Regions from separate parts of the Homo sapiens genome. Here region 1 is linked to region 2. The links are chromatin loops, found by intact Hi-C in ENCODE. Cell type or tissue: IMR-90. All regions are shown on one strand. Each heading gives the region's core, and the rest is flanking DNA. Links, peaks and the distances in the headings are about the cores only.

What was found. Hi-C counts contacts between places; a loop is a spot of excess contacts. Peaks named below come from ENCODE experiments on the same cell type or tissue, not always from the same donor. Only the 100,000 strongest peaks of a DNase experiment are listed, where the experiment ranks them.
Region 1: a loop joins it to region 2, with 5 times the contacts of the local background. A loop is called at or near these places in 2 of 110 quality-filtered maps.

Annotation. Positions count from the first base shown.
Region 1 is chr21:32,092,857-32,109,992 of GRCh38, reverse strand. No RefSeq gene overlaps it. Among named protein-coding and RNA genes, the nearest start is that of LINC00159, 15 kb to the right of the region's middle. In IMR-90, for the core only: a CTCF peak has its summit at 9,743 (motif pointing right); no DNase peak of the experiment used is centred there; H3K27me3 peaks cover 464 bases.
Region 2 is chr21:31,784,779-31,793,574 of GRCh38, reverse strand. No RefSeq gene overlaps it. Among named protein-coding and RNA genes, the nearest start is that of SCAF4, 57 kb to the right of the region's middle. In IMR-90, for the core only: a CTCF peak has its summit at 7,512 (motif pointing left); a DNase peak (open chromatin) is centred at 7,504; H3K27me3 peaks cover 345 bases.

The DNA of each region.
Region 1 (17,136 bases), core at 8,356-10,855, 310 kb before region 2:
CATAACCACCCAAAGTCCGTAGTTTACATTAGGGTTCGTTATGAGTATTGTAGGTTTACAGTAACATTCTGTGGGTTTGGACAAATGTAAGGTGACATGTATCTGCCATTACAGAATCATACAGGGTAGTTTCACTGCCCCCCGAGCCCCCTGTGCTTCACCTATTGATTTCTTCCTCCCCCACAACTCCTGGCAACCACTCATCTTTTCATTATCTCCATAGTTTTGCCTTTTCCAGACGTCATGTAGTTGGAATCATAGAATATGCAGCCTTTTCAGATCGGCTTCTTTACTTAGTGATACGCATCTATGGCTCCTCCGTGTCTTTTCATGACTTGATAGATGTGTCTTTTTAGTGCTAAATAATATCCCATTGTCCAGATGTACCACAGTTTGCTTATCCATTCACTTACTGAAGGACATCTTGGTTGCTTCCAAGTTTTGGCAATTATGAATAAAACTGCTATAAACATTTGCGTGCAGGTTTTTACATGGACATAATTTTCAACATGTCTTTTCAAAAGGCAATGTCTTTTGAAGCAACCCTCGTACACTTGCTGTACAATTGCTAGATCATAGGGTAAAAGTACGTTTAGTTTTATAAGACACTGCCAAACTGTCTTCCAAAGTGGATGTGCCATTTTGCATTCTCACCGGCAATGAATGAGAGGTCGTTTTGTTCCACATCCTCAGCAGCATTTGGTATTGTCAGTGTTCTGGACTGTGTAGTAGTAGCTCATTGTTGTTTTAATTTGCATTTTCCTGACGACTATGAAGTGGAGCATCTTTTTATGTGCTTATTTGTCATCTGTATATCTCATTAAATCAGGTTTTTTTTTTGTTTTTGTTGAATTTTAGGAGTTCTTTGTATATTTCAGTTAACAATCCTTTGTCAGATAGGTCTTTTGCAAATATTTTCCCCATCCTGTGGCTTATCGTTTCATTTTCTTGACAGTGTCTTTTGCAGAGCAGGAATGATTAGTTTTATTAAAGTCCAGCTTAACAGTTAGTTTTTTCGTAGATCATGTGTTCCATTTTGCATCTAAAAAGTCATCATCAAACCCACGATCATCTAGATTTTCTCCTCTGTTACCTTCTAGGAGTTTTATAGTTTTGCATTTAACATTTAGATCTGTGATATATTTTGAGTTAACTTTTGGGAAGACTGTAAGATCTGGGCCTAGATTCAGTTTTTTTTTTTGCATGTGGATGTCCAGCTGTTCCAGCACCAGCTGTTGAAAAGGCTGACTTTGCTTCATTGTCTTGCCTTTGCTCCTTTGTCAAAGATCAGTTGATGATATGGGCATGTATCTATTTCTAGGCTCTCTGTTATGTCCCATTGATTTATTTGTTTATTCTTTCACCAGTACCACACTGTCTTGATTACTGTAGCTTTATAGGAAGTCTTGAAGGTGAGTAGTATCCGTCACCCAACTTTGTTTTTGTTCTTCACTATTCAGTTGGATATTCTGGATCTTTTGCTTCTTTATTAAAACTTTGGAATCAGTTTGTCTATATCCACAAAATAACTTGCTAGGATGGCCACTTGATTTTTTTTTTTTTTTTTTTTTGAGACAGAATCTCACTCTGTCACCCAGGCTGGAGTGCAGTGGCGCGATCTCAGCTCACTTCAACCTCTGCCTCCTGGGTTCAATCAGTTCTTCCACCTCAGCCTCCCAAGTAGCTGGGACTAAAGGTGCATGCCAGCCAAATGATTTTTGATAAAGATGCATAGGCAATTCAATGGAGAAAAGAGAATGAATGGTTTTTAAACAACTGGACATTTATAAGAAAAAAAAAAGAACATCAACCTAAACATCACATACAAAAAATTAACTCAAAATGAATCATAGATCTAAGTGTAAAGTGTAATATTTTAAAACCGTTTTAATTTAATTGTATTTGTTTTTGAGATGGAATCTTGCTGTGTCACCCCGGGTGGAATGCAGTCGCGTGATCTCGGCTCACTGGGCTCACTGCAACCTCCACCTTCCGGGTTCAAGCGATTCTCCTGCCTTAGCCTCCTGAGTAACTGGGATTACAGGCGTGTGCCACCACATCGGACTAATTTTTTGTATTTTTAGTAGAGACAGGTTTCACCATGTTGGCCAGGCTTGTCTCGAACTCCTGACCTCAGGTGATCCGCCTGCTTCCCCCTCTCAACGTGCTGGGATTACAGGCATGAGCCACCAAGCCCAGCCTAAAACTTTTAGAAGAGTACGTGGGAGAAGATATCTGTGACCTAGGCTTAGGTAGAGCTCTTGGACATGACATCAAAAGCTTGATCCATAAAATAAATTATCAATAAATTGGTCTTTATTAAAATTAACATAAAGTAGTCAGCCACTTTGGAATATAGTTTGGCAATTTTTGGAAAAAAAACAAACATTTACCCTATGACTTGGCAGTTGCACTCTTGGGCATTTCTCCCAAATAAATAAAAATGTATGAGCACAAAAACCTGTACATGATTCTTCATAGCAGCTTGGAAACAATCATTATTAGGAAACAAAACCAAAACTGGAAGCAATTAAAATGCTTTTCAATACATGAACAGTTAAACACGCTATGGTATCACCATGTAAAAGAATACTACCCAGCACTAAATGGAATGAACCGTGGATACACACGGCACAGATGAATCTCAAAAGCACTGTGCTAAGTGAAAGAAGCAATTCACAAAGGCTACATACCATGTGATTCCTTTTATGTGACATTCAGGAAAAGGCAATAGCAGAGGGACAGAGATCAGATCGGTGGTTTTTAAGGACTTAGAATGGAGGAAGGGATTCTCTACCAAGGGGTGCAAGGGAACATTTTGGTGTACAGGAAGTTCTCCAGATGGATTGCAGTGGGGTCTGCATAGCTGCCCAACACTAAGAGAGAACTGTACACCTAAAGGGTGAATGTTACTGTATATAAATTATACTTTGGTAAATGTGACTTCAGAAAAGGGTCAGGTAAGGAACCAGAGAATGATCAGAGTTCTTTTGTAATTATGTGGTCAAGGGAAGGGTTCTCTGAAAAGTTGGCATTTGTGCCGTAGCATCCTTTAGTTTAAACCCTCTTAATATTCGATGTGGCTGTTAAGGGTTAACTGTTACTCTAGTAGAACATATTCCTTGTGTTTTCCTAGGAGGCAGGGAGAGTGACCCCTTAGTGATTGCATTAGGCAGAGTAGACAGAATTTATGCACCAAAGAGCAAGAGGATTCTCCTCTTTAAATTAGTGACTATTAGTCACCCCGCAGCCTGGATCTTGAGCTCTTTCAGGGAGGCCTGCCTGTTGCTGAGAGGAGGAAGGAAGAACCTGGCCGCTGTTCAAGAGAACTAATGTAGGGGAGAGTGAAAACAAATGAAACAAAGCTCACTGTCAGAGCTGAACAGGATTCAGGGTCCAGACACCCAAGCCCCTGTATCTCACATGGTACATAGTTTTCAAAGTTGTTTACCTGCTCACTCTGTCCCCAGATGGAGCAAATGTTGTGCTTGAATTTTAATGTGAAAAACATTTCCAATGCTGACATTGATCACCCATGTGTTGAGATTTGTGGGGCAAATAAATTTGGTTAAAAAGGGTGTTTTTCCCCAGGTGATGTGAAAATGTTGCAACAGAAGGCAGAACCCTGAGGATGAAACTTTATTTGGTTTTACACTGAGGAGAGAATCATAAATGGTAATAGGTGTCATGAAACCACTTTAAGGTGTTGCTCACTGATATGGTTTGGCTGCATCCCCACCCAAATCTCATCTTGAACTGTAGCTCCTATAATTTCCACGTGTTGTGGGAGGGACCCAGTGGGAGATAATTGAATCATTAGGATGGTTTCCCCGACACTGTTCTCATGGTGGGGAATAAGTCTCACGAGATCTGATGGTTTTATAAAGGGAAACCCTTTTTGCTTGGCTCTCATTCTGTCTTGCCTGCTGTCATGTAAGATGTGCCTTTCACCTTCCACCATGATTGTGAGGCCTCCCAGCCTCATGCAACTGTGAGTCCATTAAACCTCTTTTTCTTTATAAAGTATCCAGTCTCGAGTATGTCTTTATTAGCAGCGTGAGAACAGACTAATACACTCGCTTAGCCTAAAAACACTGCATCACTAACAAAAACAACTGTACAACACACAAAGTCCTTGAGGAACATTTCAGGAGGCTATCAGCTGCAAAAGTGGCATAGACATTCGGAGTTTATGACCTCACACATTAAGAGTTCTGGAGGCCTAGATTTGCAGAATCGGTGAATTTAGCAGCTTATTGATATCAAGGCTCTATGACTGCTCACTGAAATTTTCTGGGCTTTTGCCTCATGGCCACAGGATGGCTGCCAGCACTCTATGCACTGTATCTTCACATCACAGCGTCCAAAACACAAAGTCTGAGTGGGTGTCTCTTTGTGTGTCTAATTTTTTAAAATCATTTTTCCCCAGAAAAGCCCAGCAAAAATTTCCCCTCTCATCTCATTGGCCCAAACGAGATCCTATGCCCAATCCTAAACCATCCTTTGCAAATCATGACTCACCCCAATGAAGCTTCGTACACCTTTCCTGAACATATTGCTGCTCAATATCTGAAAAAAGCCCAAAGCCAGGTTTTAAAAATATCTAGCAACATACCCTAGCTTGCATTTGCTGAGAAGATGGACCATGGACTGCTCTGTGCTTTGTGTGGATTACCTAACATTTATAATACCCTGTGAGCTAGAGATTCCTAATTTGCAAGCTGAGAAAGTTGGGACCTGGAAATGTAAACCAATTTGTCTCCACTGTCTCACAGGAATTAGCAGATGTAGAATTCTAATTTTGGCCTCACTGACTCTAATGCTTGAGATATTAACATTACCCTATGGCAAAGTGTGTGTGTGTGACAGGTGATGGACTCATCAGGAGTCCATTTGTAAGGGGATTGTGATATCTCCCAGGAGATAACTCATTCTGAGTGAAGAACGTGGTAGGCATGCCCACACCAAGCCAGCTAGGAAACTGGTTGTCAGAGCGGATAGGGAATCTGGAATATAGCGTGGTATGTCCCGTATCCGTCTTTATTATCTGAAGCCTTAGAACAGCAGTCCCCAACCTTTTTGGCACCAGGGACTGGTTTCATGGAAGACAATTTTTCCATGGACCAGGGGTTGGGGGCGAATGGTTTCAGGATGATTCAAGTGCCTTATATTTATTGCGCACTTTATTTCTAATATTAGTACATTGTAATATATAATGAAACAATTACACAACTCGTCATAATGTAGAATCAATGGGAGCTTGAGCTTGTTTTCCTGAAACTAGACGGTTTCATCTGGGGGTGATGGGAGACAGTGACAGATCATCAGGCATTAGATTCTCATAAGGAGCGTGCAACCTAAATCCCTCGCATGCACAGTTCACAATAGGGTTCGTGCTCCCGTGAGAATCTAATGCTGCTAATCTGACAGGAAGCAGAGCTCAGGCAGTGATGTGAGTGATGAAGAGTGGCTGTAAATACAGATGAAGCTTCACTTGCTCACCCACTGCTCACTTCCTGCTGTGCAGCCCTGGTTCATAACAGGCCACGGACAGGTACCAGTCTGCCTCAGAAGACATCAGGGCCAAATAACCCTCCCCTCAGCTGATACAAAAGTGGAACAACGTGTTAGTTTCCTGAGGCTGCTGACAAATTCCCACAGACTTGGGGGCTTCAAACAATAGAAATTTGTTCTCTCATAGTTCTGGAGGCCAGGAGTCAAGGTGTCGGCAGAGCTGCACTCCCTCAGGAGGCTCTAAGGGAGATATTGTTCTTTGCCCCTTCCAACTTGACAGATGCCAGTGTTCCTAGGCTTGTGGCTGCATAACTCCAGTCTCTGCCTCCATCTTCACCCGGCCGTCTTCCCCTGTCTCTCCTGTGTGTCTCTTATAAGGATACTTGCCATTGGACTTAGGGTCAACTCAGGTAATTCAGGATGATCTCATCTCCAGATGCTTAACTTAATTCCATCTGCAAATACCCTTTTTCCAAATAAGGACGCATTCAGAGGTTCTGGGGATTAGAACATAGACATACATTTTGGGGGGCCACCATTCAACCCTTTACAAGCAATATAGGGCTCTTTTGGATTTATGTGACAGACCACTGCCCAAGTTAAAACAAGCCAAAGGGAAACTTGCAAGTTCATGAAAGTGGAAAGCATAGGAGAGGTTCAAGTTTCCAGTGGATGGAAGGCTCTAACAATGTTAGCAGGTTTCTTTTCTATCTTACCTTTTGTTTCTCAGCTTTGCTTGTCTCAATTTGACTTTATTTCTTCTGCAGACCTTTCTGATGGGCTGTGACGGTGGCCCCTAGAAACCCTCCACACATAACCTTGCAGTTGAAAAAGACAGTCTTCTTTGATAGCTGGGCAGAAAATTCCTAAGGAAAACTCTGATTGGCCATTTTGAGTCACATGCCCATTTCTGCATGTGTGGTGGGGAGGGGCTTTACAGTGATTGACAAACCCACTAGAACTATATGGAAGAGAGGAAGCATAGTTCCTCCAAGGAAGAGCTGCTGGATGGACAAACTAAATATGTCTACTAAGGACATTCTTCTCCCTCCACTATTAAATGAGGTGCAGCTTTACATTTAGAGGGCTCCAGAGGCCTTGCTTCCAAGGGAGATAGCAAATACCACACTATACTGAAAATCTGAGAAGGATGTGGTGGGACCAAGGTGGCACTGAGGAGATGAACTCTGTCATGATCACATGAGGAACCATAAGGAAGATACCCATGTGGAGTCCGCAGAATCCTCACTGAGGAAGACCTCAAGGGAAATGAGATCCTGTGCATATATTTACAGACCGGTGAGCCCTGGAAATAATAACAAAAGATATCTAGAAAAGCCCTAGATGCTTGGAAATTAAGCAGCACCCTTCTAAATAATCCATGGGTCTAATAAGAAATCCCCATGGACATTAGAAAATATACTGAACTAAAAATTAATGAAGTTGTGACATATTGGAGCTTGTGGAAGCTGAAGCCGTGCTTAGAGGGACAGCTATGGATATATTTGGGGCAGGGGTTGAAAAAATGGCCTAGATGCAAATTTCAAAAAGATTGAGGCTTGGCAAAAATGGGGGAATTATTGGCTCCTGTAACTGAAAAATCCAAATGGGGGTTCTATTTTCAGGCACATTTAGATCAGGTGTCAGATATCACCATGAGGACTTAGTAGCATCCCAGCCAGTTTCTCTGCTAGCTTCTCTATTGACTCCCTTCTCAGCCATCTCATGTGATGGCTCTTGACATCCCCAGGCTTATATCCTCCAACCTTAGCAATTTCAGTGGAAAGAAGATTCTTTCCAAATAGTTCCAGTACAAGTTTCTGGATTGACTCTGATTCTTCTGGCTTGAGTCATGCCCATCTCTGACTCAATCAATGGGGCAAGGGGATAAAATACTCCCATTGGACTTGAGTAGGAAACAGATGGTTTGTGGATAAATGATCACTAGGAATCAGCATGTGTTTTTTAAAAACAAACCAACATCATTTGTTGTTGTTGTTTTTTAAGGGTATTAGTTTTGTTTTTGATTTTTCTTTGAGGGGGGGACGGAGACTCACTCTGTCACCCAGGCTGGAGTGCAATGGCACGATCTTGGCTCACTGCAACCTCCGCCTCCCGGGTTCAAGCAATTCTCCTGCCTCAGCCTCCCGAGTAGCTGGGACTACAGGTGCGCCACCACCATGCCTGTCTAATTTTTGTATTTTTAGTAGAAATGGGGTTTCACCATGTTGGCCAAGCTGGTCTCGAACTCCTGACCTGAAGCAATCTGCCCACCTCAGCCTCCCAAAGTGTGGGGGTTATAGGCGTGAGCCACCACGCCCAGTCAAGGGTATTAGTTTTTAAAGTCAGGAGACTGATCCTTGACATGATTTGATTTCCATGAGGCATTTGACAAAGTCTACCATGATACGTTTGTGGGTGAGATGGAATGTTATTCAGAGTATTAATAGCTGGTTGAATTAACCAGCTGATTGACTGATGGTGATCACATCATCCATTTTCTAACGAATTTCCAAGCCATCTGCTTAGAATTTGTTTATGATTAGCATGGCAGGCCATCTCTTCAGTTGACCTTCTTCTGGAGAATTCTCTTCAGTGGGTAACCCAGGTGCTCTGGCAGAATTTTTCAATATTTTTCTTGGGCAAATGTGTGAAGGGAAATTTTTTTTTAGATTTGAAGATAATATGAAGTGGAAAAGATAGAATAATGCCGTTGATATGGGAACATGTTGAATTTGACTAGAATTTCCTTTAAAAGGGATTAAGAGGATTTTAAATAGTCATCAATATAAAAGCCTGCATTTAGATCTAAAAACTCTCTTGTCCAAGTTTAGAATGTGGGAGAAACATAACCAGCAGCAGCTTATGTGAGAAGAGCAGATTGGAGTGAGCCAACCGGGCAACCTGGCTCTTAAGGAAAATAAATGCAGCTCACGCCCAGGGAACTCAGATGACAGTCAGCTCTGACAGTGGGTTCAGTTCCTGGGGCCTCATTTTAAAGGGGATATTGGCAATCTTGAGAGTTCTCCTATCAGGACAGCCCGAATGGTGAGGAATTCTGAACCATCCTGTTGGAATAACAGATGGAAGAACTGGATATATTTAGCCTAGGGAATTAGAGACTGAAGAAAAAGAACAGCTGCTTTTAAATATTAAAGGGCTGTCATGTAGAGGAGAAAGCAGTCTTGATCTTGTTACTCCAGAACATGCACGAAGAGAATGGGAGAAAATTTTAATACAGTAGATTTGACTCAGGATGTGAGAACGCTTCCTAATAAGTCAATTTGTTAAAAGATGGAGTAAGCCCCCATTCCTCTTTGCTAGCCTGCTTTAGCAGATGCTAGGGAAATTTCTTCAGGCAGAGATGGTGTTTTTAGGAGTCCCCAGATATCCGTGTGGGCTGGGGAGATGGAACCAGTTGATTAAAATCTTTTGCTAGTCTAAGTCAGTCCAGGGTGCAGACTCTGAATGGTATGAGCCAGGGTGCAGAAGTGGGGCTGTTGGCTGGCCATGGAAGAGGACCCCTCCACAAATGCTCATGAGCACTGGTGAAGGATAGAGCATCCACTGGGGAAGGCAGCGGGCAGTCTCTTACAGCAATTACCACATTATTTTGCCAAGGGACACACTGAATGCATCTACTGGAATACAGGCCAATAGGAGTTGGATTTTACTGTGTTGGGCAAGCAGGCCCTCCTTGGAAAAATGGTTTGGTTGTGTGGCTTTTGTTTTGCATGCTCTCAGGTGATGCCCTAGGGAGACCTCCCAGGAGGAGGTGCAGCAGGCCTCCCTGCGGTGGGTTTGGCACGGGGGCAGGTCTGGCTCTGGTCCAGTAGCTGGCACTGACCCTCACCACCAGCAGCCTAAACAATGCCTGGCCTCCTCTGACTAGCAATTTGCAGAACAAACCCACTGGCTTCTGAGGAGGAAGCAGAAGAGGCCACGGTCATGGAGGATGAATGCAGAACAGCGGCTCCCCTTTTAAGAGGCTCGAAGGGGACCAGGGAAGGGGGTCTATGTCTGTGCCAGGAAGGCAGGCTTATGTACCCACTGAAAAAGCGGGACCCCTGTGAGAGACAGTGACGTGTATGGGAAAGAACAGCCTTGAGGGGCAGCTGGGGCCAGGCTGCCGAAGTGAATTTGTCACTGCCATGCAAACCTGTGTGACTTTGGGCAAGTGGCTTAACCTCTTTGTGCCTTAGTTTCCTCATCTACACAAGGGGGCAGTCACGGCACCTACCTCATAGGGTTGTTAAGAGGATGACATCAATTAATTCTTATTTAAAAAGTACTTGAAACAGTGCTAGGAGCATAGAAAGTGCTAGAAAAGTGTTTGCAAAATGAATCAGACACAGGTTCCTACTCCAATCCTGCTCCTTTCTGGATGTGTGAATTTGAGCAAGTGTTTCAACCTCCCTGGGCCTCTTCTTCATTCATGAAATGGAAATAATAATGCTGACCTTGCAGGGCCACTGTGAGGATCACACAAGCTCAGCAGGATGGACAGACCCTCCGTAAACAACCCTTGTTAATAGCCACATGCCCCGAGGACAAACAAGATTAAATCCTGGACCTCACAAATGCTTTTTTCCCCTAAGATTCCAAATAAAAACAGGCTCAGAGTGTCAGAGATCATTTTATAAGAGTTACAAAGAGGCCCTGGAGGGCCAGGTGACCTGAAACAATAATAATAGTAACAATAACAACAGCAGAAGCAGGAAAAACAGGTCCCAGGCCCTGGGCCGAACATTTTACATAGCTTATCCTGTTGAACCCTAGTAAGACTGTGAGGCAGGGGGCAGGGCAATTGATGATTATGATGGTGACGGTGATAATAATAATGATCATTTTATAGATGAAAAAATTGAGCCTCAGAATAACTCGTTCCACCTCACACTGCTTTTTAGGGTGAAACCTGGAGTGGAATGGACATCTCTCAACTCCACACCCATGCTCTGAACCACACGGCCTCCTAAGACACTAAAGGCAATTTCATCAGAATGCAGGGGACTCATGAGGAAGACCTCAGGGTGTTCATTGAACACCAAGATTAAAATGAGCCGAAATTCTGACACAGCTAGTAAAGAATTAACTGTGATGATTTCACTCAGTGCTAGGTTCCCCCAAATGACATGCTCCTTGTCACCTGCCCTGCCCAAGGCCTGGCTCTGAATATGTGGATACAGCCACATTTGCTTGGTCTCAGTTGGCTGGAATTTTTCATTGGCCTGGAAGGCCTTGAACCAGAGTTTCATTCGAGTAGAACTAAGCCTTCAAATGCAAACACTCCAGGTCTGGATTGTGCCCGCACTTAAGCCCACTGATGCTGAGGAGCAAAGGGCCAACATCTTTCCCTCTGCTCAGCCTCTGAGCCACACTTGGCTGCTTGCCAGGACAGAAGAGGTGAGAAGGTCCCAGCATGGGAGACTGGGGGCTGTGGGATATAAGTTCTCAAGATGACCTCTTTCTCCCTGGGAGGGAACTTCACAGCATTGCAGGCTATTCTCTGCAAGTAATGTCTCCAAGGTAGGATGGTTGAGAGCTAGAGATATGTGGGCTTGTGGTTGGGGTGGTGGAGGGGGAGTGTAGGAGGGAAGAGAGAGAGGAGGGCATGAACGCCAGATCCCAGATACACAAGGGACTCAATTGTGGTGGGGAAGCTTCAGTTCAGAAGGGGAGGGACAGGAGACCATGAGGCTGGACACGACACAGGAGAAGATCAAATGAAAGGCAAGGCACAGGCCGGGTACAGTGGCTCACACCTGTAATCCCAGCACTTTGGGAGGCCGACCAAAACCTCATGGTCAGGAGTTCGAGACCAGCCTGGCCAATATGGTGAAACCCCATCTCTACTAACAATAGAAAAATTAGCCTGGAGTGGTGGCGTGTGCTTGTAGTCCCAGCTACTTGGGAGGCTGAGGCAGGAGAATTGCTTGAACCCTGGAGGCAGAGGTTGCAGTCAGCCGAGATCACACCGCTGCACTCCAGCCTGGGTGACACAGTGAGACTCTGTCTCAAAAAAAAAAAAAAAAGAAAAGAAAAGAAAAGAAAAAAAAAGTCACAGCCACCAATAGCATAATGGGGAGGAAGGGACTTAGAAAAGCAAGCATATCTGGTGAAGATTGTTAATAGCTGAAATAACAGTGATGATAATGATTATGATGATGACTAACATTTACTATGTATTTGCTGTGTGGCAGGCTTGATATTCCTGCTCAACCTCATTTTACAGAGGTATCTCTGGTCATGCGGAGAAGACAGGTAAAGAATAAAGTTACCAAGAAGAGGTTAGTTCGAGTCGAACTTTCATGCTTGTCAGAGACCGAGAATAACAACCCTAGTAGACAGGAAGCATCATTGTCTCCAATTTGCAGAAGAGAAAACTCAGACATAGAATTTAATTCACTTGCTCAGGATCACACACTAAGTGGTAAAGCTGAGATTCGAACCTAAGTATTTTGGCTCCAGAGCTCATTGTATCATGGAGAACTGCTACAGACATGCATGGGCAGTTGGCATTGAGGATATGATATAAACATTCTATCTTCCCTGTGAGATCTTCAGTAAAATCAATATTTATCATCAGTTCTTCTAATGCAATGGCCTCTTTCTGGTGCCTGGGAAGAGAGACTGCATCCTGCCTTAAGGTGGACCAGGGATAAAAATAGGCTGATATGGTTTGGCTGTGTCTTCAACCAAATCTCATCTTGAATTGTAGCTCCCATAATTCTCACATGTGGGAGCAACTAGGTGGAGATAATTGAATCATGGGAGTGGTTTCCCTCATCCTGTTCTCATGGTAGTGAATAAATCACACAAGATCTGATGGTTTTATAAGGAGTTTCCACTTTTGCTTGGCTCTCGTTCTCTGTAGTCTGCTGCCATGGAAGACGTGCCTTTCTCCTTCTGCCATGATTGTGAGGCCTCCCCAGCCACGTGGAACTGTGAGTCCATTAAACCTCTTTTTCCTTATAAATTACCCAGTCTCAGGTATGTCTTTATCAGCAGCGTGAAAACAGACTAACACACAGGTACATATGGAAACAGATAACATTAAGGTCATTCCAGGGCCAGAAAAGAGAGTGGAGTAGGGGGCGGGGAGTGGTGGGGTTCTTTCTAAAGCCTAGAGCAGAGGTAGACTAATCTATCCACACTATATTCTCATGATGCAGCAGTCTCCTTGCATGTCCAACCCAAGCCCAACTCACCATAGCTTCATAGAAAAAGAGTGTGAGATCATTTCTATGTATGTTCTAAAATAGTCAGGACAGATTAGATTATGCTACAATAACAACATGCCCAACCTGCAATGACTTACAGTCAGAGAGGTTTATTTCTTGCTCAAGCTGCCCATCTGTCATGGGTCAACTATATCCCTGCTTCATGTTATCTTCTTTGGGATCCAGGCTGATGAAGCAGCCCCTTTCTGGACCATTGTCCATCTTGTGGAAGAGAGAAAAGACACACAGCAAACCACACACTAGCTCTTAAAGCTTTTTCCTGGAAGTGACATGTGTCACATCACTTCTGCTTGCATTTCTTGGCAAGAGCAAGTCACAATGTCAAATCTGATGTCAGTGGGGGGCAGGGGGTAGGGAACTATCCTCTCCTTCAGGAAGGGCCGGAAAATATTTTTGAATGATGATACCATCTATGACAGTCTCAACGCATTAAGCCCTTGAGGACAGACAAAAATTCCACCCCTAGCCCCATGACCCCAAAAAATGTCCTTGCCCTTGTTTAGAATGCATCCTAGGGGGAGGAGGGAAGGAGAGGGAAGCGGGAGCAGAGGGGAGCCCCCTGGAGGCCAGTAGCATAAATTAGAGACAAAGGAAAAGGCGACAGCTTAAGCTGGTGACAAGGGCAAGTGCCCTTGGCCCAGGGAGGAGGGCAGGTGCAAAGGAGGTCTGTCCACTCCCAGCAGGAGGGACTTGCTCAGCGGCTTCCTGGGGCTCCAGAAAGGGGGCAGAGAGGAGGGGAACTCTGGCACTGCCTGAAGCTATTGTCTGGTTAGAAAATGGAACAACTATGTCTCTATGACCCAGTTTTAACACTGTGAGTTTGTAAGGAAGCTAGAGGAAACCAACTTTAATCTCTAAAGAAGCTTAACTTCTCCAAAAGGAAAAAAAAAAAAAAAAAAAAAAGCTTCCCTACGAATGAGTGCGGTACAGTTCCTAGAATAGAAAAAGTCCGTCAGAGAGGGGGCCAGAGGGAGCAGCTCGGAGGGAGCAGCTCAGAGGAAGCAGCTCGGGGGGAGCAGCTCAGAGGGAGCAGTCCTCTGTCCCCTGAGTTTAGACCTTCCTGAGTTGGCAGGAGGAAGACCAGAGGGCAAGATGACACGAAGGGATGACAATCAGCTGAGGGGCCCGTAGGGACTGCGACCACATTTCTCAACAAAAACCATGGCAAGTACACTTACAAATACATTTGTGGGAACTGAGCCAGAATAGTTTAAATTAGAATTGTCCTAAAAATCTGAGATATAAGGTCATAGAGCCTACAGGGCTTCTTACAACTCCCCAAAACAAGGTTCTCTCTGAGGGTCCCTCTCTGAAGGTAAATCACTCTGAATTGACCTTTCTATTAGCTGTTTGAGAATATGATGTGTTTTTTTTTTTGTTTGTTTTTTTTTTGTTTGTTTGTTTTTTTTTTTGAGACGGAGTCTCGCTCTGTCGCCCAGGCCGGACTGCGGACTGCAGTGGCGCAATCTCGGCTCACTGCAAGCTCTGCTTCCCGGGTTCACGCCATTCTCCTGCCTCAGCCTCCCGAGTAGCTGGGACTACAGGCGCCCACCACCGCGCCCGGCTAATTTTTTGCATTTTTAGTAGATACGGGGTTTCACCTTGTTAGCCAGGATGGTCTCGATCTCCTGACCTCGTGATCCACCCGCCTCGGCCTCCCAAAGTGCTGGGACTACAGGCGTGAGCCACCGCGCCCGGCCAGAGAATATGATCATTTTTAAAGGGTTCTGGGTTAGCTTCCTGGATCTAAGAAGACCTTTATGAGAAAGTGGTGTGTGGTGTTGGTTGGCAGGAAAAAACAGGTAACATGTGAGCAAACTTTTGACAAGATTTCACACTCATGTTTTTTGGACACCAATATATGTGCATGATAGTAAGCAAAATCACAGCGCAAATTACTTATTGATCCAGTTTGTATATGTTGGTTCAGTTGCTTTAGCAGAGATGAAAATAAGAGTGACTTAAACAAGATGGAATGTTCATTTTTCTCTCCTTTAAAGTTTGAGCTGAACAGGGCAGTTTCGGGAGAGAGGATGGAGGGCAGCTGCTCTGATCTGGCAGGTCATACAGGGATCCAACTTCCTTTCATTTCACTGTTCTACCGTTCCCTTTGGTTACATCCTCATTAGGACTGGTTCATTACCCCAAGTTCACCTTCTAGCCTTGATAAAAGATGTGGAGGGCAAGCAGCTTCCCTGGCAGCTATACACACGTCACTTCCATAGCATCCCATTTGCTGGAATTTAGTCACATGACCATGGTTAGGCACTGGGGAAACTGGGAAATGTAGTCTGAGTGGTTCTATAACTACTAGGAAGAAGGAAGCATGAGAGAGAGAGGTCCTCATGGGAGAACCATAGTCAGCAAACAGTAAATGATCTATGTTCCTACAAATTGATAAAACAAAAATTGTGTCTTATAAAGTCTCTAAATAGGGTGCTATAACTAATAACTGCCTTCGTGAGTGTTTTTCCATGCTAAAAGAGTTCATGCATGGTCTTCAGCCCTGGGGCCTCTCTGTGGCACCTCTGAAGGCTTCATAACCATTTACTTGCACAGCAGAGTGAGATGGGAGATGCCCTTTGTGAATCTGCCAATAGGCCATGTGCTGACTGGTCCCAAAGTCTTCCACGGAGAGCAGCCAAAGCCTTCAGAGGTCCTGAGCTGCACCATGACCCAGGGAAGAATTGAGGAGAAGAGGGAGTCCAAGATTGGCTTCCTCCACTACTGCATCATCTGGGCCCCTGGGATGGCCAAATCTAAAATGCCTCTTATCGAAACCAAGCCTTCTACTTCTTCTTGTACCTCTCTCTACATCAAAGAATCAGGCCCCACTCCCTCCTCCGCCTTTCCATCCCTCTTCCTACAGCTATCTCCATGGACAGCAAAAGAAAGTCCCATGCAACTGACAAGATAATCCCTTTAAGTGTTAGTTTGTGTTCGTGCTGCTTCTGTCTCCTCTTACCCTCATTTCAGGCAGGTGGCCAGGCTTGGCAATTTCTCACTGGAGAAGCAAGCTGAGGCCCAGAGAGGGCCCCTTGCTCCAGAGTGAGTGACATCCCTCGGGTCACAGATCAGACAGACCTCACTCAGGTGGTTGACCACCATTCTCTAGCCTCTCCCAGAGCCTGCCCAATGGTGGGTTAGAGTCCCCACTAGAGTCCTTACAGGCACTCAGGTTTCCACAGAAACTGCAGCATTGTCCTTGGCTGTCCAGGCAGATGCCTCACAATGTCAAAAAAGCAGGCTGGCTATCAGCGGGTGGTGAGTGTCCTGTGACAGCAGGGAGGGAGCGCCCAGGCATCGCCTGCAGGTCTGGGATGGCAGCTGAGGACCAGGGCAGTATCCCTGCAAGTTAAGCTGCTGCTAAAAATGGCAGCAGAGGCAAGGCTCATAAAGCAGAAGGGCATTCAGATTGAGGAGGCTGGCCTCCTCCCTTCTCTAGGGCCCATGGAGCCACTTGCAAGCAGTCAGCTGGCTGATGCCATCCTGGGCAGCCTGACATTCCTCATCTGTGCACCTCACTGGCAGACTTCTAAGGAGATGGACAGATGAAGGGGAAGAGGACATGGGGGCAGGAGTAATGGAAAGAAGGAAGAGAGGGGACAGGAGAGAGGGAGGGAAAGAAGAAAGGGAAAGGATAAGAGGAAGGGGTAAGGGAAGGAAGGAAGGGAGGGAGGGAAGGAAGGAAGAGGGGAAGGAAGGAAGGGAGGGAGCAGAGGAAGGGAGGAAGGGAAAAAAGGGAGGGAGAGGAGGAAGGGTAGGAGAGAGGGAGGGATTGTCTCCTTAGCCCAGTTTAGGGGGCTCAGGCATTTCCAATTCATACTCCTCATCATCCCAAGTGTTCTGGGTTAAATTGTGCCTCCCTCTGACATGGTTTGGCTCTGTCCCCACCCAAATCTCATCTTGAATTCCCACATGTTGTGGGAGGGACCTGGTGGGAGGTAATTGAATCATGGGGCAGATCTTTCCCGTGCTGTTCTCATGATAGTGAATAAGTCTCATGAAATCTGATGGCTTTATAAGGGGTAGTTTCCGTGCACAAGTTCTCTCTCTTTGCCTGCTGCCATCCATGTAAGACATTGCTTGCTCCTCCTTGCCTCCCGCCATGATGGTGAGGCTTCCCCACCCACATGGAACTGTAAGTCCATTAAACCTCTTTCTTTTGTAAATTGTCCAGTCTCAAGTACGTCTTTATCAGCGGCGTGAAAACAGGCTACTACATCCTGCCTGCCAAAAAATGGTATTTGAAGCCCTAACCCTCAATATCTTAGAATGTGACCTTATTTGGAAATTGGGTCACTGCAAATGCAATTAGTTAAGGTGAGATCATCCTGGAGCAGAGTGGGCTCCTCATCCAATATGACTGTTTTTCTTTTTA
Region 2 (8,796 bases), core at 6,155-8,654:
ATATTCAGGGAAGTCCTGCAGTCTGCTTTCTTCCAGCCAACTGGCTGCCTAGTGAAGGATTCCCTCCTTATCTGCTTCACTCTTCCCTCATTTCATCATTTTAGCTGATCTCCTGTAAACCTCTTCCAAGTTATCTTCATCTTCTTGATACCACGACACTCCAGATTGAATACCAGGCATATTTACCTTGGGTCTCACCTCCTCAACCCATTATGTGCCTCCGGCAGCAAAGGCAACAAAACCATGTAAGCATCTTATCCACAGAAACCACATCTCTCTTGGTTAGAAAAGGCAGGGAAATAAATAATCTTGTAAAATTGATGAATCTAACCATAGGAAGAGCAGTGGATGGAGCTTTGAGGATGTTGGTAGGTGATCTAGCTCTACCCTCACAACCTGGGAGACCTTGGAGAAGTCATTTCACCAGCTGAGCTCTCCCTTTCCTGATGAATAAAAATGAATGGGTTAAATCATCGCAAAAGTCCTTTCTGTCATTGCTATTTGTGAAAAGATAAATGCTGTTTTAAGCTAACATTTAAACCAGTGGATCACAATGAGAGTGAGGCTGAATCAGAACCCCCTGGGGTGTGTTTGCAAAATACACCTGCTTCTCCAGGCCTGGGCCTCCTGCCCCTCCAAGGCCTTTCAACATTTGGAGAAAGGGGAAAGAGGCATTTCTGCTTTATGAAAGCAGATTATGATGGTAACTGTGGTAGGCAGAATAATGTCACCCTCCTAATCACCAGAATCTGTGCATATGTTGGGTTACATGGAAACGAGGGCTGCAGATGGAATTAAGTTTGCTAATTAGTCGACTTTAAGAGAAAGAGATTATACTGCATTATTCAGGCAGGGCCAATGTAATCACAAGGATCCTTAAAAGCAGAAGAGAGAGGCAGAGGAGCAGGTCAGAGGATTCAAGAGGAGAAAGGCTGGCTTTGAAGATGGAGAAAGTGCCACAAAGCAAGATGCAGTTTCTCCTCTAGAGCCTCCAGAAAGAACACAGCCCTGCTCACACCTTGATTTTAGCCCAGTGAGGCCCATTTCAGCCTCTGACCTCCAGAACTGTAAGATAACAAATGTGTGTTGTTTCAAGCCACTATATGTGCGGTAATTTTGTCACAGTGGCAATAGGAAACAAGTACAGTGACCTCTAGGAGCAATGTACCTATACACTGACTCTCACATACAACACACACAAACACACACACACAGACACATATGTGCATTCTCACATTCTATGTAGTCACACTCACATACGTGCATATTCCCACCCACCCACGTGCTCACACAGTCACTCACACACACTTACACACATAATTACACATATGCTCAAACAAATCCTTTCCACTGCTCTGGATTTTATGGAATAATACCCACGGACTTTTCAGCATCCCCAAGAAAAGACTGAATTTCTACTAACTGAACTAAGAAACAAGTTGCAATGAAAGAAGCTATGGAATGTGGAGGGGGCTGTGACATCCAAACTTCTGCCAGGCTCACCTCTGCCTCCCTGCGCCAGTCTCAGTCCTGTGACGACTCTATGCAGCCCCTTCCCTCAGCTCATACAGACCTGTCCTTTCCCACGGAAGAACCTCTCCTGCCTCTCACAGCCTTAACCATCTCCCTCAGTTGGTTTGAGAGGAACTCCTGGCTTTCTGTATCACTCTACGCCGCCAACTCTTAGACCAACTCTTAGCTCATGCTCCCTCATCTTTCCTTTTAATCCATGTTTCTTATTTTCTCCAAAATGCATTTGATATGCTTTTCATGATACCAACATCTGATTTTGCTGGGCACGGTGGCCCACTCCTGCAATCCCAGCACTTTGGGAGGTCGATGCAGGCAGATCACTTGAGATAAGGAGTTCGAGACCAGCCTGGCCAACATGGTGAAATCCCACCTCTATTAAAAATTTAAAAATTAGCCGGGTATAGTGATGCATGCCTGTAGTCCCAGCTACTCAGAAGGCTGAGGCAGTAGAATCACCTGAACCTGGGATGCGGAGGTTGCAGTGAGTTGAGATCGCGCCACTGTACATTAGCCAGAGCGAAATAGTGAGACTTCTTCTCAAAAAAAAAAAATCTGATTTTGTTTTCTTTACTTGAACTCCCCCTCAATATTTAGGGCACAGATTTGTACTGCAGTTGATGGGGCTCATTAGGGTTGGTGGCAGAGTGACCTGATGGGAAAAGTTCCACAGGGAGTCAAGAGGTCTGAGGGCCAGTCCTGGCCATCCCATTACTCTGTAGTCACTTAATTACAAAATATATCACCCTTCACAAACTAAGTTAGACTGCTTATCTCTAAATCTCACATGAAATGTTTCCTTATTATTAGTGTATTTGTGTTCAGCAGGAGTGTTCTGTGTCTCCAGGAAATTAAAAGCTCCTTTAGGGCATGAATTAAGCTTCTATTTATTTTTAGTTTGCCCCCACACCTAGTAAAATGTGCCATACCCTGTGGGTGTCCAGTAAATGTGGACTGACTGACTGCTGACCTGAAATTAAGAAGGCATGACTCTTCCTTCTGCTGCTGAGATGTGAATACAAAAAGGAAAATAAGAATCACAATTTTTTTAAAAAGAAGCATGACTTGATTCCAATACTGCAATCCATGAATCTGCTGGGGAAGGAAGACTGCTTTGTCAGTGTGCATTTGCATCTTCTTCATGTCAACAGAGACATTTTGAGAATCTCTGTCCAAATGTATAAAATAGCTTTTATCAAGCTATAAAACAGGAGTTCTCAACCACCGGGCCACAGACCAGTATCAGTCCACGGCCTGTTAGGAAGTGGGCTGCAGAGTAGGAGGGGAGCAGAGGGAGAGCTACAGAAGTTTCATCTGTATTTACAGCCACTCCCCATCATTCGCATTACCACCTGAGCTCCACCTCCTGTCAGATCGGTGGTGGCATTAGATTCTCATAGGAGCACAAATCCTACTGTGAACTGCACATGTGAGGGATCTAGATTGCCACTCCTTATGAAAATCTAATGCCTGATGATCTGTCACTGTCTCCCCTCACCCCCAGGACCATCTAGTTGCAGGAAAATAAGCTCGGGGCTCTCACTGATTCTACATTATGGTGAGTTGTATAATTATTTCATTACATGTTACAATGTAATAATGATAGAAATAAAGTGCACAATAAATGGAATGTGCTGGAATCATCCTGGAACCACTCCCCACCCCCAGTCCATGGAAAAATTATCTTCTATGAAACCAGTGCCTGGTACCAAAAAGGTTCCGGACCGCTGCTATAAAATAATTATTAGTATGATCATGTCATGCTAATATTTATTAACAGAAGGTGTTTCCTATGAAAACTACAAGGCTTCCATATTTTATTTAGAAGGCAAGAGTAGGGGCAGAATTGAGTCCTCCCTAAAATTCATATGTGTAGGTCCTAACCCCGAGTACCTCCAAAGGTAACTGGACTTGGACATAGAGTCTTAAACAATCATTAAGTTAAATCATCAGGTCATCGGCGGGGGGGCCTAATCCAAAGTTACAGTTGTCATTTTAGGAACAGATTGGAACACACAGGAGGAAGACAGTGTTAAGACACATGAGGAAGACAGCCATCTACAGCCAAACAGAGAAGCCTCAGAAGAAACCAGCCATGCTGACACCTTGAGCTCTGACTTTCGGCCTCCAGAAGCATAAGAAAATGATCTTCTCTTGGTTAAGCTGCCCAGTCTGTGGTACTTTGTGGAGGCTGTCCTAGCAAATTAATACAGCAAGCATATAGACTAAGTTTGTTTATTTTAAATGTTTGGGGGAAAATATATTAATTTTGAAATTACATACTTAATACATAACTATTATGAAAATTTTTTGGAAACAGAAATTTAATGGCATTTAATTTCTCCCCTTGCCATTGATCAATGTCCTTCCAGAACTTTTTATATGTAAATATATAAAAGTTTTGAATTGAGTAATAATATACATATAGTCTATCATCACTAAATATGTTAGTTTTGCCCTTCCATTTTAGTAAATATAAATTTAGTTTTAATGGTGGATAGTTCTCCAGTATATAAATGTAACTTCTGAGTGCGGTGACTCGTGCCTGTAATCGCAGCACTTTGGGAGGCCAAGGTGGGTGGATCACCTGAGGTCAGGAGTTGGAGACCAGCCTGGCCAATGTAGCGAAACCCCGTTTCTACTAAAAATACAAAAATTAGCCGGGTGTCGTGGCCCATGCCTGTAATCCCAGCTACTTGGGAGGCTGAGGCAGGAGAATCTCTTGAACCCAGGAGGCAGAGGTTGCAGTGAGCTGAGATCATGCCATTGCACTCCAGCCTGGGTGACAGAGCGAGACTCCATCTCATAAATAAATAAATGTAACTAGGGCGGGTGCGGTGGCCCAGGCCTGTAATCCCAGCACTTTGGGAGGCTGAGGGGCGGATCACGAGGTCAGGAGATCGAGACCATCCTGGCTAACACAGTGAAACCCCGTCTCTACTGAAAATACAAAGAAAAAAAAATTAGCCGGGCATGGTGGCGGGTGCCTGTAGTCCCAGCTACTTGGGAGACTGAGGCAGGAGAATGGCGTGAACCTGGGAGGAGGAGCTTGCAGTGAGCCAAGATCGCGCCACTGCACTCTAGCCTGGGTGACCAAGTGAGATTCCATCTCAAATAAATAAATAGATAGATAGATAGATAGATAGATAGATAGATAGATAGATAAATGTAACTAATTCACTTAATCGGTGCTCTATTGCTCAACAGCTAGATTTTTCTTCCTGTTTCTTTACTGATAATGCAAACTGTTTATCCATCTTTGCACATTTTCCCAATATTTTTTTCAGAATAAATACCTAGGAGGTTGCTGTATCAAAAAAGAATGCTGTTTCCAGATTTTTGATACCGTAAGGGATGACTTGTTTTTTGATACCCTTAAGGGTGCAGTGCTGCAATCATAGTTCACTGTAGCCTTGAACTCCTGGACTCAAACAGTCCCCCTGCCTTAGCCTCCCTCTTGTCTCAGCCTCCAAAGTAGCTGGGACTACAGGCATGTGCCACCATGTTCAGTGAGTTGTTTTTTTTTAATTTTAGAGATGGGGTCTTGCTATGTTTCCCAAGCTGGTCTTGAACTCCCGGCTTCAAGAGGTCCCCCCTACCTCAGACTTCCAAAGTGCTGTGATTACAGGCATGAACTACCATACTCGGCCATAAGATGTCATTTCTAAATCTATTCTTAGAGGTCATAAACTTAAAAGTGATTTGAAGACCCAAAATTCTTAGAGCATGATAGAAACGATCGGCCATTGGTTTCTTGGATCCCACATAGATCAGTGAATCTTACATGGCCCATTATGAACCAGGGCAATGCCTCTTCCAAATGATGTGTCTCCCCAAAATCTGTGCTTCTGGCATTTTTTGGATCTGGAAAGAGTGGAAGTGGGTCAGCCTAAGTCAGTTACCACTATTAAAAAAAAAAAAAAAAAAACGCTAGGGCCGGGCATGGTGGCTCATGCCTGTAATACCAGCACTTTGGGAGGCCGAGGCCAACAGATCACTTGAGGTCAGGAATTTGAGATCAGCCTGGCCAACATGGCGAAACCCCCATCTGTACTAAACATACAAAAAAAATTAGCCGGGCGTGGTGACACGTGCCTGTAATTCTAGCTACTCAGGAAGCTGAGGCACGAGAATCACTTGCACCTGGGAGGCAGAGGTTGCAGTGAGCTGGGATTGCATCACTGCACTCCAGCCTGGGCAACAGAGAAAGACTCTGTCTCAAAAAAAAAAAAAAAAAAGTAAAACACTAAACACACACATTCACTCATGCACATCCACCCCCCAGCTTAGCATTTTACACGAAGGCCAGCATATAATGCCTGCACCCCCTTCTTCAACAGAGATAAGAAAAGCAACCCTTTGTCTCTATCTAGTGGACTCTCTTTCTCTTTTTTTTTTTTTTTCTTGAGACAGAGTTGCACTCTTGTTGCCCAGGCTGGAGTGCAATGGCGCAATCTCAGCTCACTGCAACCTCTGCCTCCCAGGTTCAAGCGATTCTCCTGCCTCTGCCTCCTGAGGAGCAGGGATTACAGGCACCTGCCACCACATCTGGCTAATTTTCTGTATTTTTAGTAGAGACGGGGTTTCACCATGTTGGCCAAGCTGGTCTCGAACTCCTGACCTCAGGTGATCCACCCACCTCAGCCTTGAAAAGTGCTGGGATTACAGGCGTGAGCCACCACACCCAGCCTAGTGGACTCTCTTTCTAGACCAAATATTGGAACCACCTATTTTATTGTTGTCTGAAATAGAATCCATAAATAGCATGACCACCACACATCCATGACAATGTGACTACAATAGAAGACGTCAGTAAGAAGTCAGATGCGTGCCTTGCATGTAAAATCCCTGTGAACAGGACCACTACCCGTGCATGCTGAACCCAGTGTGCTGCTTTGGCAACTCAGATCCCAGGGGCAGCGCTGTCATTGGTGAGGCAATTTTCAGAAATGGTAAGCAACTCTTGGGGAAGTTTCTGCAAAACAGAGGGATAGATTTCAATTTATGTGATAGTTATACAACTGGGAAATTCTGTGTGTATTAAAAGCACAGGAAAATAATGTGTGTTAGATACAAAATAGAGTTCAGGTCTGGCATTAGATTATTATCAACAGGTTTTTCACCTATATACATGACCAACAAGATACTCAAAACTAGCACAGGCTGGGAGAGAAGTTTTCATCATGAGGGAAAACCTCACACCTCACAGGGTGAATAAGCAATCCTGGCTCCCACCTACCATGTGCCAGATGTGTCCCCACTGGCTGTGATTACTAAGAAATGGCCACAGATTTGCACACCCTGGGAGGAGAGCTGCCCTCATTAAGCATCACTGCACAAATATTCTTCTGAAAATAGAATGCCCTGACCCAAACACTATGCTTCAAATGGAGAGTGATGGAAGGAGTGTGACGTAGAACATCTCAGAAATGCCAAGTTGGTTTTATCTCAAGTGCCATTGATCGCTAGAAGCTGACTGAAGTGGTGTGTTGAGAAAGTATCTAGAACTGCCTTTGGACTCAGTGAGGAAGATTGCCATCATCTATCAACCATGCCATCTGTGAGCACAGAGGAGGGAAGTGTGGCCTGCATGCCACCATGTTTGCTGGCCCAGAAGTGTAAACTCTCTTATCCTAGACACCTTTTGCCTATGTCTGCAGCTGAAAATTGAAATCACTTTTTGGCAGGAAAAAAAATGCAATTGACTCATATCAAGCTCCACTTTCCCACATTTGGCAAAACATTTCAGAAGTTAGAGCAAAGAGGAAAACATCGGGTTCAAATATTCAAAACCATACATATTTCACGGAACAAGAGGAACTCTTTGTGATAGAGAAATTAAAAAATAGAACTGCTTAGCAGATATATAAAGATGGTTTCTGTCAGGGAGAGTCTGGAAGAATTCATACACTGGCAGCTCCGAAATTCAAGGACAGAGTAAAGTCTTGCATTGAACCTTTTTCTTCCACAGCCTGCCCCCTGGTGGAGATGTTAATAAGCAGCAGACACACAAGACTGAATTTACCGAAGGAAAGGGGAAAATAAAGCCGCTGCCCCAAGACCTTCTGAAGTAATGGAGAAAAGAAGCTTTGACGATGATGGTGGTAGTGGTGGTGATGATGGTAATGATGATGATGGTGGTGGTGGTGGTGGTGGTAGTGGGGGGTGATGATAGTGGTTAGTACAATTTGGATTTGTGTCCCAACCGAAATCTCATCTTGAATTGTAGTTCCCATAATCCCCATATGTCGTGGGAGGGACCTGGTGGGAGGTAATTGAATCATGGGGGCAGTCACCCCCATGCTGCTGTTCTCGTGATAATGAGTGAATTTTCACGAGATCTGATGGTTTTATAAGGGGCTTTTCCCCCTTTGCTCGGCAATTCTTCCTGCCACCATGTGAAGAAGGATGTGTTTGCTTCCCCTCCACCATGATTGTAAGTTTCCTGAGGCCTCCCCAGCCATGCTGTACTATGAATCGATTAAACCTCTTTCCTTTGTAAATTGCCCAGTCTCGGGTATGTCTTAATTAGCAGCATGAGAATGGACTAATACAGTGGTGGTAGTGGTGGTGGTAGTGGTGGTGGTGGTGGTGGTGGTAGTTGGTGGGTGATAATGGTGGTGGCAGGGATGGTGATGATGATGGTGGTGGTGATGATGGTGGTGGTGGTGGTGATGGTAGTAGTCAGTGATGATGATGGTGGTGGTGGTGATGGTGATGGTGGTGGTGGTGGTGGTGATGGTGATGGTGGTGGTGATGGTGGTGATGGTGGTGGTGGTGATGACAGTGGTGGTGGTGATGGTGATGATGGTGGTGGTGATGGTGGTGGTGGTGGTGGTGGTGATGGTGGTGATGGTGGTGGTGGTGGTGGTGATGATGATGGCGGTGGTGGTGATGGTGGTGATGGTGGTGGTGGTGATGGTGGTGGTGATGGTGGTGGTGATGGTGGTGGTGATGGTGGTGGTGATNNNNNNNNNNGTGTGGTGTTGTTGTTGTGGTGGTGGTGGTGGTGGTGGTGGTGGTGGTGTTGGTGGTGGTGGTGGTGGTGGTGGTGGTGGTGGTGGTGGTGGTGGTGGTGGTGGTGGTGGTGGTGGTGGTGGTGGTGGTGGTGGTGGTGGTGGTGGTGGTGGTGGTGGTGGTGGTGGTGGTGGTGGTGGTTGTGGTGGTGGTGGTGGTGGTGGTGGTGGTGGTGGTGGTGGTGGTGGTGGTGGTGGTGGTGGTGGTGGTGGTGGTGGTGGTGGTGGTGATGGTGGTGGTGGTGGTGGT